2 separate regions of the Homo sapiens genome follow, and region 2 is linked to region 1. A link is a contact called in ENCODE Hi-C or POLR2A ChIA-PET data. All regions are on one chromosome and are shown on one strand. The core of a region is the stretch at or near the end of the contact, and the rest is flanking DNA. Distances in the headings are between cores, read along the strand shown.

Region 1 (6,246 bases), core at 2,032-4,531:
CAGGTCCAAAATTGAGTGGATCTTCCCACCCAACCCCAAACCCCTATCATGTTCCCAAGCAAAACCCAGCTTCCCAAGCCTGAAACCTACAAGTTGCCCTTTTCTCCTCTCTTTCTTTTTAATTCATTCCATCCACAAGGCTTGATAAGTCTGTTTTCAAAATAGCTCTCATACTTTCACCTTTTTCTCCAACTGTCCTGACAGTTCTATATTAGGGCCACCATTATCTCTTGCCTGACCACTGGAAAATATTTCTAAAAGATTTGAAGATGGCTCTCTCCTTCTGGTTCTTAATGCAGTTCCCTCCTTTCGTCCCTTTGGGCTTAGAATTAGAAACACCTCTGCTGCCACTACCCCTGGGTGACTGCATCAGCCTTTGTGCCTCCTCCTTACAAGCAAACCGTCTCTGAATTGTTCTAATTTGAGGATCCCATCTCTTTCCCATTGGGATTTTAAACCCTATAGATCCTTCCATGAACACTTTCCTCCCTACAGTCTGACTCCTGTAATGACTCCTTCTCCCTCCCTTTCCTCCTTTCCTAGACGTCTGCTTACATAGCCTAGAAAGAAGGAGGGAGGAGAAAGCGGAAAGGCTCATGGTAGCAGGGCCAGTTTTGACTTTTAAGAAGCCCTGGGGATTTGTGGGGGGAACAGTGTTCTGGCTCCAGCTATTGCTGGCAATCTTTAGAATGTGGCACTAGATCCTCTTTGTCCATTGTTTGGGGTTCTACTTGTCAATACTGGAATAATAGGAAAAGTGTGATATACCATCCTATCACATATGGCCGTCTGCAGCGGGACTTAATGAAGCTTTCAAATACACAGAGGCCTTGTCACCATAGCTCTTTCTAATGCTAGTCAATACTTTCTATGTATTAGGTTTCTTGCTAAAGCTTTGCCTTGAATGTTTACATGCGGGCAATACCCAAGAACCTAACTGGAGGCAAGACAGGTGAGGGAAGCAGGACAAACACACCCAGTCTGACCCAGTCGATAATGAGTTTTCTACATCTGAGAATGTGATATTTGTGTAACACGTTACAGTTTAACAGGAGCTTTCATCCCCCTTTAGCTGGCACATGGCTGAGTAATCAATATATGTTTTCGTAAATGATTGAATGCAACTATAGAGTCATTTTCTCCTCCTCAAAATAACCCTGTGAAGTAGGCAGTGCAGGGATTATTATTCTCACTTTACAGAAAAGGAAACCAGGGCCCAAAGAAGTGAAATAGTTTCCTGAGTCCACGTAGTCAGTGACTGTATGTGCTCAAACCAGAACCAGCAGTGTCAGGCACCCATACTAGCTCATTTCAAAAGTCAGGAAGTCAGGAAGCAGGACGGTATTCTTGATAAAATAGGGAATTGGATTGGATCAAGTGCTTAAGTGTCTTCTCAGTATTAAGTCTCTATTCCTAGCCTCCCTCAATAATCTTACAGCACAGTTGGGAGCTGCCATGGAAGGGGATGGTAGGCAGAAGTTCAGGCTGCTAACCAGCTGGGAATTGAGTAAAAGGAACAAGAGAAAGGCCTTCTGGTGCCAAGACTCTGGAGAAATGTTTGTTGACTTTTGGCTTTGCATTGACTACTTCCAACTAGGCTTTGAAGCTGACTTTTTGATCCCAGGGCTCCCTGGGATGGGTGGGGGAGCTCATGACATTGTTGCTGTGGTTCTCCAGGCAACCACAAACCCTCAGTAGCTCCAGGAAGATGCCTTAATTACGTGGAAAGCGATGAGGGAACTACAGAGAAAACAAGAGATATCTACAAGGAAAGTGGGGCAAAAACAACAAGAATCTAAAGGGCAAAACAAGAGAGGCCCCAGGGGCGAAGCAACAGCCAGCACAGCAGCACTGTGAGGATGTTGATGGTGCCTCTCCTGGAGTCCTTCAGAATAAACTTGTCCCTTATAAAACTGAACTAGAAAGTGTCTAAAGGAATGAGAGCCCTAGCTCTCAGCCAAGTCTCCTAAAATAAGTTTTAAGAGATGGAGTGATGTTCTAAAAACACAGACCTAAATATTCACTCCCTTGCTCATAAGCTCTCTTTGCTCCTTGTTACCCTCCAGATAAAGTCTGTGCTCCTCGGCAGAGCTCAAGGACACTATTCAGTTCCTCTCCATGCCCCATGACTCTCTCGAATCTGGTCTGGGCATTTGTGCAAGGTTCTCCCTCCTTGGCAAATCACTACTTATCTCAAGGTCTAAGCTTCAACATTAATTTTTCTAGGAACATCCCCTCGATCCTATTCCCATCCCCATATTAGGCACAGTGTTCCTTCTGTATGTTCCTACAACATCACGATCTTTCATAATGGCCACATCGCTGGCACCGTTAGGTGCATGTCCGTCCCCTTCTCAGATACATCTCTCACATGAAGCAGAGGTCCGGGCACTTAGGAAGTGCTCATTAAGTATCTGTTGGATAAATAATAATGAGAAACAGTCAAAATCTCTAAAAGAGCCTTCTGTTTCACCAAGCAAAGAGGAAGGAAAATAACCAAGTGTGGGACATTGAGCAAAGAGATTATTTTTAACAGGAACAGAAACCCAGACAAATAAATGGCCCTTAATTTATGTCAGGGTTATCAAGAAATATATTATGCCCTTGATAATTGTGCAGTTATAATTACTTCTTCTGGAAACTGGGCTTTGTTGGAAGAAAGATTGGAGAGATTTGGAGATAAGTTTCCTTAGGAATAAACATGGAGAATCAAAATCCACCAAATGCCTGGATATCTCGGAAAAGAGATCAAACTGAAATAAGTGAGTGGACAGAACAGCCAATGTGGGTCTGACAGAGTAGCTGCGTCTAAAGGGGCAGCTGCTTCTCAGCTCCAGCCAATTGTTGAAATGCAAGAATACCAGCAGCAGCAGCCAAATCTCGTGACTGTCCCAGAGAGGACTCAAGTCCTTGTGGGGTGTGTACGTCTGCATGTGTGAAATCCTCTGGGTTCTAAATCTCCCCAGCTTGTTTACATTTTTAATAGTTACTAATCAGTCCAAAACAGCAAGTTGTATGAGTCCCAGAGATGCCAGGGTTTGACCTTCGCACCAAAAAACCTGACCTCCCATGGCTCTGTTTACCGAAAACTGTCAACACCAAACTGCAAGCGCCAAAGCTCCAAACAACATGATCCACCTGCAGAAAGTGATCAATACATGAGGGACTAAAGAAGAACAGAGGTTTGTCTGGGTCAGTTATTGGCACATAGTAAGTGGGTGCTCAGTCAATAAATAGCTGTTAAATGGGATAAAGAATAAGGAAATGGTGGATGTATGTCTGCAGTTCAAGGTTTGTACCACTAGATGGTGAAGTTTGTTTTTTTTCTGCAGATGTAAGCATAGAGAAATAAAATACTAGGATAGTTTTATGGATACATCTACAAGCCATGAGTACATAGCTCGGACATCCCACAAATGCTAACAGCTGTTTTCACATCGTCTTCGCTATTCCTCCTCACTTCCAACTCCAGTCAGCTCCGGATAAAAATAAAGTCATTAAAAGTAGCTGGCTTTCCTTGATATGAGAAGGACCATGTTAGAAATAGAGGATTACTAGAATTATACAACCTCCCAAGACTGAGCCAGGAAAAAGTTCAAACTCTGAACAAATTACGAGTTCCTAAATTGAATCAGTAATAAAAATCCTACCAACAAGTAAAAACCCAGGACCAGACAGATTCACAGCCGAATTCTACCAGACATATAAAGAAGAGCCAGTATTATTCCTATCGAAACTTTGCAAAAAATGGAGGAGAAGGACTCCTCTCTAACTCATTCTATGATGTCAGCATCATCCTGATTCCAAAACCTGGCAAAGACTCAACAACAACAACAAAAAAGGAAACTTCAAGCCAATATTCTTGATGGATATCTATGCAAAAATCCTCAACAAAATACTAGCAAACCAAATTCAGCAGCATATCAAAAAGCTAATCCACCATGATCAAGTAGGCTTTATCCCTGGGATGCAAGGTTGGTTCAACATATACAAATTAATAAATGTGATTCATCACATAAACAGAACTAAAAACAAAAACCATATATAATCTCAATAGATGCAGAAAGGGCTTTTGATAAAATTCAGCATCCTTTCATGTTAAAAACCCTCAACAAACTAAGCATTGGAGGAACATACCTCAAAATAATAAGAGCCATCTATTACAAACCCACAGCCAACATCACACTGAATGGGCAAAAGCTGGGAGCATTTCCCTTGAGAACCAGAACAAGACAAGGATACCCTCTCTCACCACTCCTATTCAATATAACACTAGAAGTCTCAGCCAGCATAATCAGGCAAGAGAAGGAAATAAAAGGGTTCCAAATAGGAAGACAGAAAGTCAAATGATCTCTGTTTGCAGACAATATTATTTTATCCTTAGAAAACCCCATAGTCTCGCCCCAAAAGCTCCTAGCTCTGATAACCAACTTCAGCAAATTTTCAAGATAAAAAATCTATGTACAAAAATTAGTCACATTTTTATACACCAATAATTCCCAAGCTGAGTGCCAAATCAAGAACGCAATTGAGGCTGGGCGCGGTGGCTCAGGCCTGTAATCCCAGCACTTTGGGAGGCTGAGGCGGGTGGATCTCGAGGTTAAGAAATTGAGACCATCCTGGCTAACATGGTGAAACCCTGTCTCTACTAAAAAATACAAAAAATTAGCTAGGCGTGGTGGCGGGCGCCTGTAGTCCCAGCTACTCGGGAGGCTGAGGCAGGAGAATGGTGTGAACCCAGGAGGTGGAGCTTGCAGCGAGCCGAGATTGCACCGCTGCACTCCAGCCTGGGTGAGAGAGCGAGACTCCATCTCAAAAAAAAAGAAAAAAAAAAGAATGCAATTGAATTCACAATAGCTACAAAAAGATAAAATACCTAAGAATACAGCTAACCAGGGAGGTGGAAAGACTTCTGCAACAAGAATTACAAAACGCTGCTGAAAGAAATCAGAGATGACATAAACAAATGGAAAAGCATTACATGCTCATGGATAGGAAGACTCAATATTGCTAATATGGCCATACTACCCAAAGCAATGTACAGATTCAATGCTATTCCTATCAAATTACCAATGACATTCTTAGCACAACTAGAAAAAATTATTCTAAAATTTATATGGAAACAAAGAATAGCCCAAATAGCCAAACACTCCTAAGGCAAAAGAACAAAGTTGGAGGTATCACATTACCTGACTTTATAGTATACTACAAGGCTCCAGTAAACAAAACAGCATGACACTGATACAAATACAGACACATAGACTAATGGAACAGAATAGACAGCCCAGAAGTAAATCCACAAACCTACAGTTATCTGATCTTTGATAAAGTTGACAAAAACAACCAATGGAGAAAGGACTCGCTATTCAATAAATGGTGCTGGGATAATTAGCTAGCCATGTGCAGAAGATTAAAACTGGACCCCTTCCTTGCACCATATAAAAATTAACTCAAGACAGATTAAATACTTACATATAAAACCTAAAACTATAAAAACTCTTGAAGAAAACATAGAAAATACCATTCTAGACATAGGCCCTGGCAAAGATTTTATGATGAAGATGCCAAAAGCAATTACAAGAAAAACAAAAATTGACAAATGGAACCTAATTAAACTAAGAGCTTCTGCACAGCAAAAGAAACTGTCAAAGAGTTAACAGCCCACAGAATGTCAGAAAATATTTGCAAACTATGCATCTGCAAAGGTCTAATATCCAGTATCTGTAAGAAACTCAAATTAACAAGCAAAAAATTACCCCATTAATAAGGGTGAAGGACATTAGCAGACATTTTTCAAAAAAAGACATATACATGACTAACAAGCATATGAAAAAATGCTCTACATCACTAATCATTAGAGAAATGCAAATCAAAACTGCAATGAGCTATACTGTCTAACACCCACCAGAATGGCTATCATTAAAAAATAGAAAAAAAAATAATGCTGGTGAGACTGCAAAGAGAAGGGAACGCTTACGCACTGCTGGTGGGAGTGTAAATCGTTTCAGCCATTGTGGAAAGCAGTGTGGCCATTCCTCAAAGAACTATTAAATAAAATCAGAATTACCATTAGACCCAGCAATCCTATTATTGTATATATACCCAAAGAAATATAAATTATTCCACCATAAAGACATGCATGCATTATGTTCATTGCAGCACTATTCACAATAGCAAAGACATGGAACAACCTAAATGCCCATCAACGGTAGACTAGATAAAGAAAATGTGGTACATATACACCAT
Region 2 (6,246 bases), core at 2,641-5,140, 170 kb after region 1:
CGTGCACAGATTGGCGCTGGTGCACAGAGCCACTTTCAGCAACACTGCCCTGGGGGTTCCTGGAACTACTTGGGGTGCACTCTGGAAGAGACCAAGGTCCCATGTAAGCAAACAGAGGCAGAAGTCAGAGACAAGTGGGTCATGATTATGAATATGCGGTCCTGTTTGTCCACAGTGCGTGGTGAGGGCTGAGGAAATGTGCTTACAAATATTTCAGAACAGGTACAGGAGGCTGACAAAACGCTGTTTTGGAAAGACTCATCTGGCAGCACACACCAAGGCTGGTGGGGCACAAACAGACTTGAATCCTGGAGACTGATGAGGAGGTTGATGCAACCAACCAGGTGGGAGATGGGTGACCGGGATTTGAACCATAGTAGAAGCTGTGGAAAGGAGGAAATGGAAGGCAGAAGATGAGGAAAGGAAGGGTCAACAATGACTGGTGACTTGTCAGGGGCCTGGGGGATGGAGACCAAGTCAGAGCTGGCCTGTGACACAGGAAGGAGCAGGTATTCTGAGGAATGAGGGGGAAAATGGGGAGAAAAACTTGAGTCTATGGCCTCCATCTGCTCTGGGAAATAGGAAGTGGGTTCTTGGGCGTGCCAGTGCTCCCTGACCTGGTGGTTCCTGAGGGCTGACTCTGCCTGCCTTGGCCTCCTGCCCAGCAATCCCTGACCCACTGCCGCCCACAGCACCACCCACAGTGGAAGACAAAGGGAGACAAACAGAGGGGTGCCTTTGTGCATGCCATTTCCCCGTGCCTGGCATGCGAGCTTCCTCCCACCCATTCTCTAACTATGACTCCTCCTCACCCAGGCCCAGCCTTGATATCACTGCAGAAGGAGCCAGGCCCCGCTGTATGTGGCCATGACACTCAAATGTATTACAGCACACATGTCCCATCACGAAGCAGCTGCTTATATGTCCATCTGCCCTCCCACAATGCAGGTTCACCATAGGGGTTGGATCCAGCTTGCATTTCACCAACCTTTAGCACAGTGCCTGATGCAAGTCACTGTGCTCAGGAAGCAACATAAACAAGTGAGGATGGAGCACATTGAAGGACAGACAAACACAGGCAGAAAGGTCATGTGAAATGGGCTCAGCTGGTGTGGAGGTGAATGGGAGCCAGAGGTCACACGGACTCTGCTTTTCTCCACCCTGTGATACACGTATGTTAACTATTATTTGAAACTGAACTTCTGTCATTCCAGACAGTTTAGCAGCTGCTCTCTGAATAAAAACACAATTGGAAGAGACCAAGATCCCATGTAAGCAAACAGAGGCAGAAGCCAAAGACAAGTGGGTCATGATTATGAATATGTGGTCCTGTTTGTCCACAGTGGGTGAGAGGGCTGAGGAAATGTGCTTAGAAAGATTTCAGAACAGGTACAGGAGGCTGACAAAACACTGTTTTGGAAAGACTCATCTGGCAGCACACCAAGGATGGTGGGGCACAAACAGACTTGAATCCCAGAGACGTGAAGCCCATCCGCAAAGACACTATTGTCTGGATTTGGACAGCATCACTCAGAGCAGTCTCACCCTAAAAAACCTTAGGAAACTGGACTGAGGCTGGAACTGACCAGTGAAGGGGAAGTCACCACCTTTAATCTGAGAGCAAGCAGTAAAAGAGAAGCTGGAAAATCCTTCAGTTCCACTGGCGCTGAAGTGATTGACATGACTTCACATCACTGACTGAAGAGGTGGAATAGAAACAGGTGGAATTGTCATAGACCTGGAGATAGAAGCCCAGTTTCAATGTGGGGTTGCCCACCCCGGGGACGGGGAGTGGACAGCACTCCAAGAATGGTCTGGGGTTTATGGCCTGGTTCATTCTGATGGGTTTGTGCCCTTACCGTAGAGGATGTTCATGTTTTGAGTATCACCCCTACCCACCACCATTTAGCAGGAGTTATCACAATGATTTCCTAATCCAGAGAAAAGGCTTCTGCAATACAGAGAGAAAAGGGATTGAGATCCCAGAGGGAAGTTACTAGAACAACCAGAAAGGGAAGCTTTCTATTGGAAGCAAGGATTTCTGGACACAAAACTTTCAGTACTGAAATCAAGGAAAGTCTTGCATAAACTGGCCTAGTTGGAAGGGACCTTAGAGATCATTGCCCAACCCCCTTTTTCATAAATACAGCCCCAGAGAGGGCTCACATTCACACAGAGCCTGTGGCAAGGCTACACCTGGAGCCCAGGTCTCCACCTCCACCTGCAGGGCCCTTTCCCCTGGTGGTGCTTTCTTTCAGTGCCACCTTCTTCATTTCCATAATTACAACTAATTTCTTGGTACTACCCAAAGCAGGGAGTTTTCTAACATCGAATTGTTAGATAGGAGGGATGGCAATGTCTCCCACAGTCCTGTTTCCAGGTGAGGAGGGTCCTAACGGAGCCATAGCTCATCCCACAAGTCCCTGCTGCCCTGCTCAAGGCAGGCTGCACCTCCCAACTCCTTGACTTGCTCTCTGGCAGCCTCCACAGTCTCTTTGAGTAAAAGAAGGCTCTCACCGAAGCCTGAACCAGAGAGTTTGCCTCTCTCTTTTCCTTGGGCTGCAAACAGGTACAAACAAAGACCCAAAATAAATAAAATTCTTTTTCTGTGCCACCCTTAGCACAACAGGGTGAGAGGGGAGAGAGCAAATGCTTAACTGGAAAAACTCAGGGACAAATCACCTGGAGCTCCTCCATCCACCTGCAGATGGCACCTCTGGTTTTCCTATCCTCTCACTCCTTAGAGGAGTGAGTAGTGAAGTGAGCAAATGATTTCTGACCCAGCCCTCCTGGAACCGGTGGTCCGAGAGTGCAAGGCCCTGGTGTGAGGAGTCCCACGCATCTGGAGATGCATGCTTCCCGAAGGATGATAAGATCAGCCTGATGGACGGACAGCTACACCTCCAAAGACTTTCAAAACAAGAGCACAGAAAATGAGCAACTTCTCCTGCCTCTCCTAAGCCCCAGGCTGCCTGTTTACAAATTTTCTCTCCTCTCTCTTCTCATGCCTGAATCTGTTCAGGAATGTTACATCCCAGCCTTTCTGGGATGACTACACGTCACAGTGGCAGCCATTGTAATGCCTCACATCCCGGAATGTGGCATCCCTGAATGAGTCAGGCAGGAGTGCCGGCTGTGAGAGAGGATAGCCTGCCTCATGCTGCTTCATCCTGGGATCATGGGGCTCAGGCTACTAGATGATGCATTTCAAGATTCCCGAAGGCAACATGCAATTTATTGTCCAGTTTGATGGAGAAAAACAGAGAAGTGGGACTACAACAATAATAATTTCACTTTCATCACCTTCTAATTTATAAAGTCCTTTCATAGCTAGGCCCTCAATTGACTGGTACAATAAATATCCTTGTGAGGAAAGCAAGGCTGGTAAAGCGCAGAGGCTGGAAATGCCTCAGGCCTTGTGCCTGGTAAGGAGCAGACAGGACCAGCAGCTGAGATGTTGGCATCATGCAGACTTCAGGGCTCTTCCCATTGCATGGTCCATGTCCTTCCTTCAGAAGCAGGCATGCTGCTTAGTCTGTAACGTAGACTGGCAAATGCACGGAGGTTTTTCCAAAAGGCTGAGGTAGAGGCATTGCACACAGCAGTCAGAGACACCGACGTGGGGGTTGAGTAGCCCCCAGCTGAGTCCTGGCCCTGCTTTCATTGACTTTGACCAAATGATGCTACTTAAATTCTGACCGTCAGTATCTAGTTTTAAAATAGATACAATAATGTCTACATCATAGATGTTTACATTAAGAAGATAAGGTCTTGGAGACAGTACAGCATAGTGGCTGAGAGCTATAGCGCTGGTGTCAATAGACCTGGATTCAAACCTCAGGTTTGCCTCTTGCTAGCAATAAGTCACATCACCTCTCTGAGTTTCAGTTTCCTCATCTGTGACATGGAGATAAAACCTCTACCTGTTTCATAGGGTTGTGAGGACTAAGTGTGATAATATATGCAAAATAGCTTATCTAAGTGCTTGGCAGGAAATAGGCACTTGATAAATACTTGCTGAATGACGAACTGAAATGACTGGCAAGGCTGGGATATAAAACAAAGACTGAATAACTCCAGAGCTGGGGCTCTTAACTTTCATGGAATGCTGGTTCTCAAACATGCCAAGCACCTCCCACCAGATAATTGGGGTGAGAGGCATTCTTGCAATAGCTGGGTAATTATCCTCAAAGCCCCTTCCAATCCTTAAGCATCCATGAGTTCACCTACTCTCTTGGATGCGTCCCAAAGGCCTTCAAAGAAGAGGAACTTGGGGAAGGAATGTAACCTCCATAAGAGCTATGTCTCCACACAAGGGGAGAATTGGGCTAACACACACACACACACACACACACACACACACACACACACACACAGAGGTATATCTGGCCCCATTCTACCACCAAGATGAGAGGTTTCTGTCTTAGAGACCGTAGAGAGATGCTGCTGTATGAGAACACTGAGGCCCAGAGAGGTGAAGCAATTTTCTTAAAGCTGCACAGCCAGAGAGTGGCAAAGCCAGAACTGGAATTCAAGCCTCCTGACTTCCAGCCCCAGGCTCCCTGCCACTGCCTCCCTATTTACACAGGCTTTCATAATCATTAGGGCACAGAATTAGTTCAGCACTAAGCTTTCAAAATCCACATGGTCCCTCCCATAGGTCCTCTTGAGGACAAAATCACTCAGGGATAAAAATGTATTAAGTCTTTTGAAATGGCAGAGGAGGGTGTTCCCTCACATAAGAAATCCTGAGGACACCAGAGTTGAAATACTGATTTGATCAGCGGATCATCTGGGCCCCATCTCTTGTGCAATTTTTGTCTTGTTTGGTATTCAGATGGTGGAAGTGTCAGGCTTCTGAGCCAATGCTCTCTGACAAGTGCATTTTACATGCCTCTGCAGCCCTGACCGAGGAGTGGCAGGCCTGAATCAGTTCTCACCAGAGGTTCGGAGAAATAGGTTGCTCTGATCCCCAATCAAATCTATTAGGAGTTGTCCCACCAAACAAGCCTGTGAATTCCAAACAGTGGCTACGTTCTCACTGCCCTTCCCACCTAGGTCACTGGCCTGGCTGGACGACAGATTCTGGAGCCCCAGATTGTCAGTGCTGGGCAGAGGCTCAGACATGTTTTGACGAAACTCCATACCTCTCAGCTGCAGGAACTAAGGCCCAGGAAGAGGAAGGGACTTGTCCGAGGTCACACTGTGGGCTCGAAAAGTGAGAGTTTTGTTCCTTTGGCCCACAATCTCCTTTGATCCTAAAGTGGTAGCCTGAGAAGTTCAGATAACAGAACATGTGACAAAGAAGCCAGAGCTCCAGGACAGTGAGGAGAGAGAAGAGGCACCAAGCAGCCCCTTAGTGACTGAGCTTCTAGGAGCACCTGGCACCCAGAAGTCCCTGTCCCCTGACAGTGCAGGTATCCTAGTGCCTAGAGCCAGATGCTTACATAACACGAAACCACACCTACATCAAACACACACACACCAAAACCAGAAGTGACCTTTTCTCCTCTTCACGCCTCCCAGCATCTGAAGCTGGATCTCCTGCCCAGATATGTCAGCTGGAGAATGAACAGCTTAATTTGTGATTGGAGACATGTAAGTTAGATGCAAGGAAAGACAGTCCCAAGTTTTGGAGCTGAGTGACGTTACTAAGGAATTTCCTTCTTTAGAGAGTAGTTTAATTTCAATGTTGGGTATGGTTATCCGAGAACATATAGTTCCAGAATTGAATAATCTATAAAGTTTGCTTGAACTGAGTCATTTGCTTCTGTTGAGATTTGAATTGGAGTCAGAGAAGTTTTTTGTTTTGGTTGCCAGGAGTGGAGTCTTACCCTAATATATAGTCCTTGGAAAGACCCACTTAGACACAAACAACAGCCACCACCCCTCCCATCCAAAAAATTAATACTTGGATGTGGGTCAAAACTGAGCACAGAATAACAAAACACGTGCTGTTTCCTAAAGTCACCTTCAGGAGCTGCTGGTATAGGAAAACTTTTTGTCTCAAAGACAAAGAATAGCACAGGCACCTCCATGAATCAGGCTCCAGAAGCTACTACCCGTCCCCCTTCATGAATCAAGGTACGAAAACTTCAGACTTTTGTGAGAAAATGTTTTAAAACAAATCCTTGAAGTTTAAAAAGAAAAAGAAAGGTGTGCTTTTCAGAAGATTATGCAATGTTCTAAACTACAAACAGCAGGAAAATTTTGTCCTCCCCAAACTCTAACCTGAGCATGCTTATT

What was found. A loop is a pair of places that touch in the nucleus more often than their neighbours do. ChIA-PET counts read pairs that join two places held with the same protein, here RNA polymerase II (POLR2A). Pooled maps may share reads with other maps.
Region 2: a loop to region 1 is called in a map of MCF 10A, with 13 times the contacts of the local background. The contact joins two enhancer-like sites. A Hi-C loop is called at or near these places in 9 of 168 maps with a recorded cell type or tissue (Calu3, HCT116, IMR-90 and 6 more) and 8 of 50 pooled maps. POLR2A ChIA-PET finds 5 or more read pairs at or near these places in 2 of 52 experiments (GM12878 and MCF 10A).

What each region holds. Positions count from the first base shown.
Region 1 is chr5:148,738,155-148,744,400 of GRCh38, forward strand. No RefSeq gene overlaps it. Among named protein-coding and RNA genes, the nearest start is that of ADRB2, 85 kb to the right of the region's middle. Within about 2 kb of position 3,282, at least 4 of the 41 ENCODE cell types and tissues checked have a DNase peak (open chromatin) inside an H3K27ac peak, as active enhancers do.
Region 2 is chr5:148,910,166-148,916,411 of GRCh38, forward strand. No RefSeq gene overlaps it. Among named protein-coding and RNA genes, the nearest start is that of ADRB2, 87 kb to the left of the region's middle. RefSeq lists an enhancer at 1-1,172. Within about 2 kb of position 3,891, at least 8 of the 41 ENCODE cell types and tissues checked have a DNase peak (open chromatin) inside an H3K27ac peak, as active enhancers do.